2 separate regions of the Homo sapiens genome follow, and region 2 is linked to region 1. A link is an interaction called in ENCODE POLR2A ChIA-PET data of the cell type or tissue named here. Cell type or tissue: A673. All regions are shown on one strand.

What was found. Peaks named below come from ENCODE experiments on the same cell type or tissue, not always from the same donor. Only the 100,000 strongest peaks of a DNase experiment are listed, where the experiment ranks them.
Region 2: POLR2A ChIA-PET joins it to region 1 with 5 read pairs; 3 of 35 experiments call an interaction of 5 or more read pairs at or near these places.

What each region holds. Positions count from the first base shown.
Region 1 is chr1:153,878,764-153,882,763 of GRCh38, reverse strand. The region is part of intron 1 of GATAD2B (GATA zinc finger domain containing 2B); the gene reads left to right. Among named protein-coding and RNA genes, the nearest start is that of GATAD2B, 42 kb to the left of the region's middle. RefSeq lists a silencer at 1,437-1,731. In A673, no CTCF peak of the experiment used is centred here; DNase peaks (open chromatin) are centred at 753 and 1,583; H3K4me3 peaks cover 1,266 bases; H3K27ac peaks cover 2,321 bases.
Region 2 is chr1:154,165,320-154,169,319 of GRCh38, reverse strand. TPM3 (tropomyosin 3) reads left to right here. Exons shown (of 10, transcript NM_152263.4): 9 at 1-15; 10 at 1,380-4,000. The coding sequence ends at 1,383. It also overlaps the pseudogene RN7SL431P. Among named protein-coding and RNA genes, the nearest start is that of NUP210L, 12 kb to the right of the region's middle. In A673, no CTCF peak of the experiment used is centred here; no DNase peak of the experiment used is centred here.

The sequences.
Region 1 (4,000 bases):
TCTATAGAATGACATAGGGATGTGTGTGTGGTAAGTGGGATGTGGTAGGTGAGGAGGTGCTAGAATGCAAAGAGTAAAGTGTTCTAGCTATGACACAGGAAAGTGGAATAATATTGCAATCATACTATGGCTGGGCTTAAAGCATTAAAAAATTTTTAAATTGCAGTAAAATATACATAACAAAGGCCTAAGCTGTTTTTAAAGAATGCATGGGTACTGTCTTGACTACTTTGCTGTGAAACCTTGCTATGCTTTGTGTTAGGTGCGGATTCAGCTGCCCTGAACGGTGTCAATGGATCGGGTTAAATCAGATGTCCTATCTGTGGGACAGCTTCAGGAAAAAAGAAAAATTAGTGAATACACCTGCTGTCTTATTAGTACCTGTTCCCTAGCACTAGCAATAGGGATAAAGAAAAGAAGTTTGGTGGGCAGTATGTCTTCATTTTGTTATAATTTGGGGTGTGCTTTGGTATTGATGCTGTGATTTCCTATCTTGGATGTTGGCTTTGGAAACTAAACAGTTAAAGCATCATGATTTGAGAGGAAACTAGCTCTCATTCATGAAGACAAAGTTTGGCACTAGGCTGCAATGATGGGGGGATAGTTAGGGTGGGGAGACTAACAGACTTTTTTGTACCACAAATGACTTTTAAAAATTAAGAGATAATTCCATGTCCTGAGGTTATAAACCGGCTACAACTGGTTTTTCTCTCCCTCCCTCCTGTCCCCGCTAGGCATCATGGGTAAAAGTAAGCATCCCCCTGTTTCTTTTGTTTAATATAACAGTACACCATGTGATTGGCAGGGCAGTGCCCGCTTGGAGACCGGGTTTGTGCAGGGCTCTCAAGGGGGCTGGCACGCATGGGGGCCACCTCTGTGCTACAGAAAGAGCTTCTCTTACGGTAGAAAAGAGACGATAGAACAGAGAAAGAAAGGGGACCCTCCACACACACACGACCCTCCACACACACACACACACACGAAAAAAACCTAAACCCATCTCATTATTTTCCTCCTTTTTCTGTTCTCTTTCTCTATTTCTTATCTCTCTCACTTTTCTGGAAGCTAGAGGAAGGAACGGAAAAATGTATACCTCTAAGTAGTTTTAACTGTCTTGCCCTCCCCAATCCTTATTTTTCTTTGCTAAAAGCAGAAACTCGAAATCTCTTCTGAGTTCTTTCTAGTAGTTTTTGGCTATGTGTAGAAGGTAATATGCTGAGGTTTCTAATGGGATTGAAGTAATAAACACTGTTGCTTTAAAAAAATTTGTTGCAGAATTATTGTTTCTCATACAAAGCTCCTTTCGGTTTGGATCTTCTTTCCCTCTGCTTCATCCATTTGCTATAATGGTAAGGGTCTCTGGCTTCTAGTTGTCTTCAAGCTGAAGCAATAAGGAGAGTGTTTTATTAAGGTTTTCTCTTTCTCCTTCCTCCCCTTTTTAAAATTTCTTTTGTCTGTAGCAGTGATGGTTCTAGCCTCCCCCTTACCCTCTCTACCCCTCCCCTTTTCCATGTCAGCTCCAACCCTGCTCTGTGAATGGAGTCAACCAGCTGACTGAGTGTTGGCATCATGCCAGGGGCTGCAAAGCAATGAGAATGTGCGCGCGCTCGTGTGTGTAAGTGTATACAGAACACAAAGGGAAAGGCCTGCAGTCTAGGAAATCACAGGCCATTATATAAGGAAGTCTGCGTCATCTCTGCTTGCTTGGGCTGATGGACAAGGAGAGGGAGGGGGGAGGCTTAGAGCAAGAAAAATACCCTTTTGACACATCCACACATACACTTTTTTCCTTGCTGTCTTAGAAAGAAAAAGGTATTTGTGTTGTGGCAAAACGAGAGAGCTTCTGTGTGCAAGTGTTATTGACCATGTTCCTAGTAGAAGTAGTAACTGTCCTGGATCTCCTTTTTTATTTTTTTATTTTTTTGAGACAGGGTCTCTGTCACCCAAGCTGGAGTGCAGTGATGTGATCACGGCTCACTGCAACCTTGACCTCCTGGGTTCAAGCTATCCTCCCAACTCAGCCTCTTGAGTAGCTGGGACTGCAGGCGTGTACCACCACACCTGGCTAATTTTTGTATTTTTTATTGAAATTTGGTCTTCCTGTGTTGTCCAGGCTGGTGGGTCTCTTCTTTCTGTTCCCATTCAAAGGTGTATGTGCTTGAGAAAAGAATGATTAAAAGAGAAATGCCTCCTGGATTTTACAGCTGTAGTTTGTTAAGATACTTAGGGGTGAGGAGCAAGGAGGCAGGGGACAGGCCACATTGTGTGGCTTTTTTGTTTTTTGTTTTTGTTTTTGTTTTTGACAGTCTCACTTGGTAGCCCAGGCTGGAGTGCAGTGGTGTGATCTTTGCTCATTGCAACCCCTGCCTCCCAGGTTCAAGTGATTTTTGTGCCTCTGCCTCCCGAGAAGCTGAGATTACAGGTGCCCACCACCACACCCGGCTAATTTTTGTAATTTTTTTTTAGTAGAGACAGGGTTTCACCATGTTGGTCAGGCTGGTCTCGATCTCCTGACCTCAAGTCATCCACCTGCCTCGGCCCCCACGGTGCTGGAATTACAGGCGTGAGCCACTGCGCTTGGCCGACTGTTTCTAATCATTCAGAATTGCCAAGGGTACAGGGGTGGGTGGGGGAGAGGGGTTGTTCTTAAGGAGAAGCAAAAAGCCAGATAATAGAGCAAGTAATATCTATTAACTACTCATTCGAGACTCCCCCTTCTTTTTTATTTCTTCTTTTCTGTTTAGTATGATATTATCAAAATGCGGTATTCTTTCCCTGCCATCTGCCAGAGTTAGAATTGTACAAAAGGACAGTCAAACAGCACATGGAAGGAAGGAAAAATTAGAGATTGTTCTAAGTGTCCATGCATTGCAAGTGTTACAATTTTGGGGTTCAGTTGTAGTGATTGTGTCTTTCATTGGCAATTAGGGGATCAGCATTCATTTAGAAATTATAATTCTGCTCAGTTTAGTATGATGTCTTTTTTTTTTTTTTTTTTTTTGTAGACAGTGTCTCGCTCTGTTGCCAGGCTGGAGTGCAGTGGCGCATTGTTGGCTCGCTGCAACCTCCGACTCCTGGGTTCAAGCGATTCTCCTGCCTCAGCCTCCTGAGTAGTTGGGACTACAGGCCTGCGCCACCATGCCCAGCTAATTTTTGTATTTTTAGTAGAGACGGGGTTTTTACCATGTTGGCCAGGATGGTCTCGATCTCTTGACCTCATAATCCGCCCGTCTTGACTTCCCATAGTTCTGGGATTACAGGCGTGAGCCACTGCACCCGGCCTGATGTCTTTTCTTAAATTCTCTTTATGTGCCTCCTAGGTGTGATATTTATGAAGCAGCTTTTGTGTTAGGTGAAAATGAGAAAGTATATTAAAGAATAAAGTATGGGGCCGAGAGCGGTGGCTCATGCCTGTAATCCCAGCACTTTGGGAGGCCGAGGTGGGTGGATCACATGAGGTCAGGAGTTTGAGATCAGCCTGGCCAACAAGGTGAAACCCTATCTCTACTAAAAATAAAAAAATTGGCCAGGTGTGGTGGCTCATGCCTGTAATCCCAGCACTTTGGGAGGCTGAGGCGGGCGGATCACGAGGTCAGGAGATAAGAGACGATCCTGGCTAAGACAGTGAAACCCTGTCTTTACTGAAAATACAAAAAATTAGCCGGGCGTGGTGGCTTGCGCCTGTAGTCCCAGCTACTCGGGAGGCTGAGGCAGGAGAATCGCTTGAACCCGGGAGGCGGAGGTTGCAGTGAGCCAAGATCGTACCACTGCACTTTCAGCCTGGGCGACAGAGCAAGACTGTCTCAAGAAAAAAAAAAATTAGCCAGGCATGGTGGTGGGCACCTGTAATCCCAACTACTCGGGAGCCTGAGGCAGAAGAATTTCTTGAACCTGGGAGGTGGAGGTTGCAGTGAGCCTAGATTGCACCACTGCACTCCAGCCTGGGCGACACAGCAATACTCTGTCTCAAAAAAAAAAAAAAAAAAAAAGGAATAAAGTA
Region 2 (4,000 bases), 290 kb before region 1:
TGACATGACCTCTATGTAACTATCTGACAGTAGAGTGGGGCTGGGATCTTGGCTTGTGGGTGGATGGGGGTACAAGCTATGCATAGTGGTGTGCTTTGGTTTTATCCTTTGGAAACTAGAATCTCCACCCTTATCTTTGAAACATTGGTGCTGGTTATTTGTTTGGCAAAAGCTTTGGAGGCATGGCCGGGCGCGGTGGCTCACGCCTGTAATCCCAGCACTTTGGGAGGCCGAGGCAGGTGGATCACGTGAGGTCAGGAGTTGGAGACCAGCCTGGCCAACATGGTGAAACCCCGTCTCTACTAAAAATACAAAAAGTAGCCAGGCATGGTGGCAGTGCACCTGTAATCCTAGCTACTCAGGAGGCTGAGCCAGGAGAATCGCTTGAATCTGGGAGGCAGAGGTTACAGTGAGCCAAGATGTGCCACTGCATTTCAGCCTGGGCAACAGAGTGAGACCCCATCTCAAAAAAAAAAAAAAAGAAAAACATTAAAGGCTGGGCGTAGTGGCTCACACCTGTGATCCCAGCACTTTGGGAGGCTGAGGTGGGCGGATGACTCGAGGCCAGGAGTTCAAGACCAGCCTGGCCAACATGGCAAAACCCTGTCTCTACTAAAAAATATTTAAAAAATTAGTTGGGCTTGGTGGCGCATGTCTATAATCCCAACTACTCGGGAGGCTAAGGCAGGAGAATCACTTGAAACCAGGAGATGGAGGTTGCAGTGAGCCGAGATAATGCCACTGCACTCCAGTCTGGGTTGAAGAGCAAGACTGTCTAAGAAAAAAAAGCTCTGGAGGCAATTAATCTTGGATCAGAAGGAGAACCCTGACTGACTTGTAATTTTTATATTTTGTATTCATAGTTTCTTCATTATACTGTGATTTTTCTATTTGCTTCTCAAATTTAGTCTTCTCAGAAGGGATACTGCTAGAGGTAGAATCCATACAACTAAGGAAATAGGGCCCACAGAGCCAGTAACTTGGGCCCTGACACATTAAGACAAAATTCAGGCCTCCTGGGTGTGTTTAATTGGTTCCCTGATATTAAAGTTCAGGGAACTACCCAAGATGGGAAATACCAAATTCACCTAAGAATTGAGCTGAGTCCCAGAAGCAAGCCAAGTGATAAACAGCACCAAAAAGAGTTGTTGGGGCTTCATCTGTTTGCTGTGGATCCCTGATCCTTGATGCTAATCTGCCTCTTTGTATCTTTCCCACTAACCCTGAAAAGAAGCCACATTTCTCAGGCTGAAGTGTCTGGCTCTCTTTTATTATTCCTGCTGCCACCTCTTCCTTTTTTTCCTCTTCCTTTTTCCCAGTTTGCTATCTAGATTGATGCTAGTCCTTCTCACCTAGAGTATCCTTACTTTTTCATACAGATAATTATCACCGTTTCTGCTCTGTTCTGGATCTGCCCCCTTTACTCCTCGGGGAACCCAAGGCCCCACTCTCGCTCTGGATTCCATTTGGGTCAGCCTGGCTGGTCCCCAAGGCATTAGGATGGGGGAGCAAAAAGCAACTTATGTATTTTCTTCCACCCCCACCCCAAATTAAAATGTTAAGCTGCTGGAAACCTCATGCCACCCTGCATTTGTGTCATTGACAAAGCTGTTGCTGTCCCTAAGAAGGAGCCTTGGGGGTGTGATGTGGGGAAGAGCTATTGTAGGCTCCCCCTCCTCTGACTTATGTAATCAAAGCCACTTTTGTGTGTGTCTATTTTTTCTTGACATTTAAACTCAGCTGATCTGATTCTACCAGAGTGATGGATTTAGTACAGGTTACTCAGGATAGTAATTTTAGTTATACTCCTCAAGCTGAACAAGATTAAATTCCTTATTTCCAGGTTCTTAAATCATCCTGCCTGCAGTGTTTCCATTCTCTCTTCAGGTATTCCTCCTTTGGTGTGGTGTCATTGAGAAGCCATTGAAGTGACTCTCAATACACATTCTGTACCCTTTTACCGGTGGTTCAAATGGTGCATCCTCAGAACACCCAGTGAACCCAATACATTATTGCTAAGATTGACTAATTATGTCAACTCCAGTCACAGAAAAATACACAATGGATAGAATTCTGGACGGTTTTTTTACTTTTTCTTCTTTAAACCTTTCTTACATATTTGAGACTTGCTACCATTTGCCTGCTAGTGTGTGACTAGTGGGATATAAGATAAGTGATAAATTATTATTGGGAAAACTAAAATGACCAATCATGCATATTTCAAATAATGTGCATATGAGGCTAATGATTTATTACATACATAAATTTCTGCTAGTAAAATTTTCCTTGGTTCATATTGTGGAATTAAATATCAACATTTTAGAAATTCCCATTATAGGCCGGGCGTGGTAGCTCACGCCTATAATCCCAGCACTTTGGGAGGCTGGGGCAGGTGGATCACCTGAGGTCATGAGTTCGAGACCAGCTCGGCCAACATGGTGAAACCCCGTCTCTACTAAAAATACAAAAATTAGCTGGGCATGGTGGGTGGGTGCCTGTAATCCCAGCTACTCGGGAGGCTGAGGCAGGAGAATCGCTTGCACCTGGGAGGCGGAGGTTGCAGTGAGCGGAGATCGCGCCACTGCATTCCAGCCTGGGCAACAGAGAGACTCCATCTCAAAAAAAAAAAAGGAATTCGCATTCCAATTTACACAGCAGAGATTTCTTAATAGTATAGCTGTGAATTATACTAATCCAAGCACGTAAGTGTTGTTCACTTAGTACTTTAGTTTCCCAGCAGGGTATGTATTTAAAATTTGCTTTTCTTTTAGCTGGGTGCAATGGCACTTGCCTGTACTGCCTGTAGCTTCTTGGGAGGCTGAGGCAGGAGGATTGCTTGAGCCCAGGAGTTCTGCACTGTAGTGTGCTATGCAGGTCAGATGTCCTCACTAAATTTGGCATCAGTATGGTGACCTCCTGGGAGTGGAGAACAACAAGGTTGCCTAAGAAGGGGTGAACTGGCCCAGGTCGGAAATGGAGCAGGTCAAAATTCCTGTGCTGATCAGTAGTGGGATTGCACCTATAAATAGCCACTGTAGTACTCCAGCCTGGGCAACACAGCAAGATTCCATCTGTTAAAAACACTTTTGCTCTTCTTTTAAACAGATATAATCAGGTAGGGAAGTTTTCCTTAATCTAAAACTTTAAGTCATATCAAATTCACGTTTCCTTTTGTCCATTCCATTTCTTACTGCCGCATAGCCTTTGAGATTAAGGTTCAGATTCATTTATTCAGCTGACACTTCCTGGTATCTTCTAGGTATAGGATATTAAGATGGAGACAGAAATAAAGATGGAGGCACCATTCCTACTCTCAAGTTGCTTAGAATCTACTAGGAGAGAAAACATACATAAAGCTACAGATACTGTGTGATGAATGCCACAAATAATAGTGTTATGGGAATTGAGTAGAGGGGACGAGATTGATCCTAGTGGGAATGAATTGGAAAAACTCATGGAAGAAGGCATGTAATGGGTACTTCATAAACATGTTAAAACTTTTTTCTTTTTTTCTTTTTTTTTTTTTTTTTGAGACGGAGTTTGACTCTTGTCACCTAGGCTGGAGTTCAGTGGCCTGATCTCAGCTCACTGCAACCTCTGCCTCCTGGGTTCAAGCAGTTCTCCCACCTCAGCCTCCCGAGTAGCTGAGATCACAGGCGCCTGCCACCACACCCAGCTAATTTTTGTATTATTAGTAGAGGTGAGGTTTCACCATGTTGGCCAGGCTGGTCTGGAACTCCTGACCTCAAGTGATCCACCCACCTCAGCCTCCCAAAGTGATGGGATTACAGGCTTGAGCCACTGCGCCCAGCCAACATGTTAAACTTGCATATTCATTTTTATTGGGTTCCAAAAGTGGATTTTTGACAAGCAGAGTTGGGTTGTGGGATAGTGAATATTGAGCATTCCATTATTTATTTATTTTTCTCTTTTTGAGATGGAGTCTCGCTCTGTCACCCAGGCTGGATGGAGTGCAGTGGTGAGATCATGGCTCACTGCA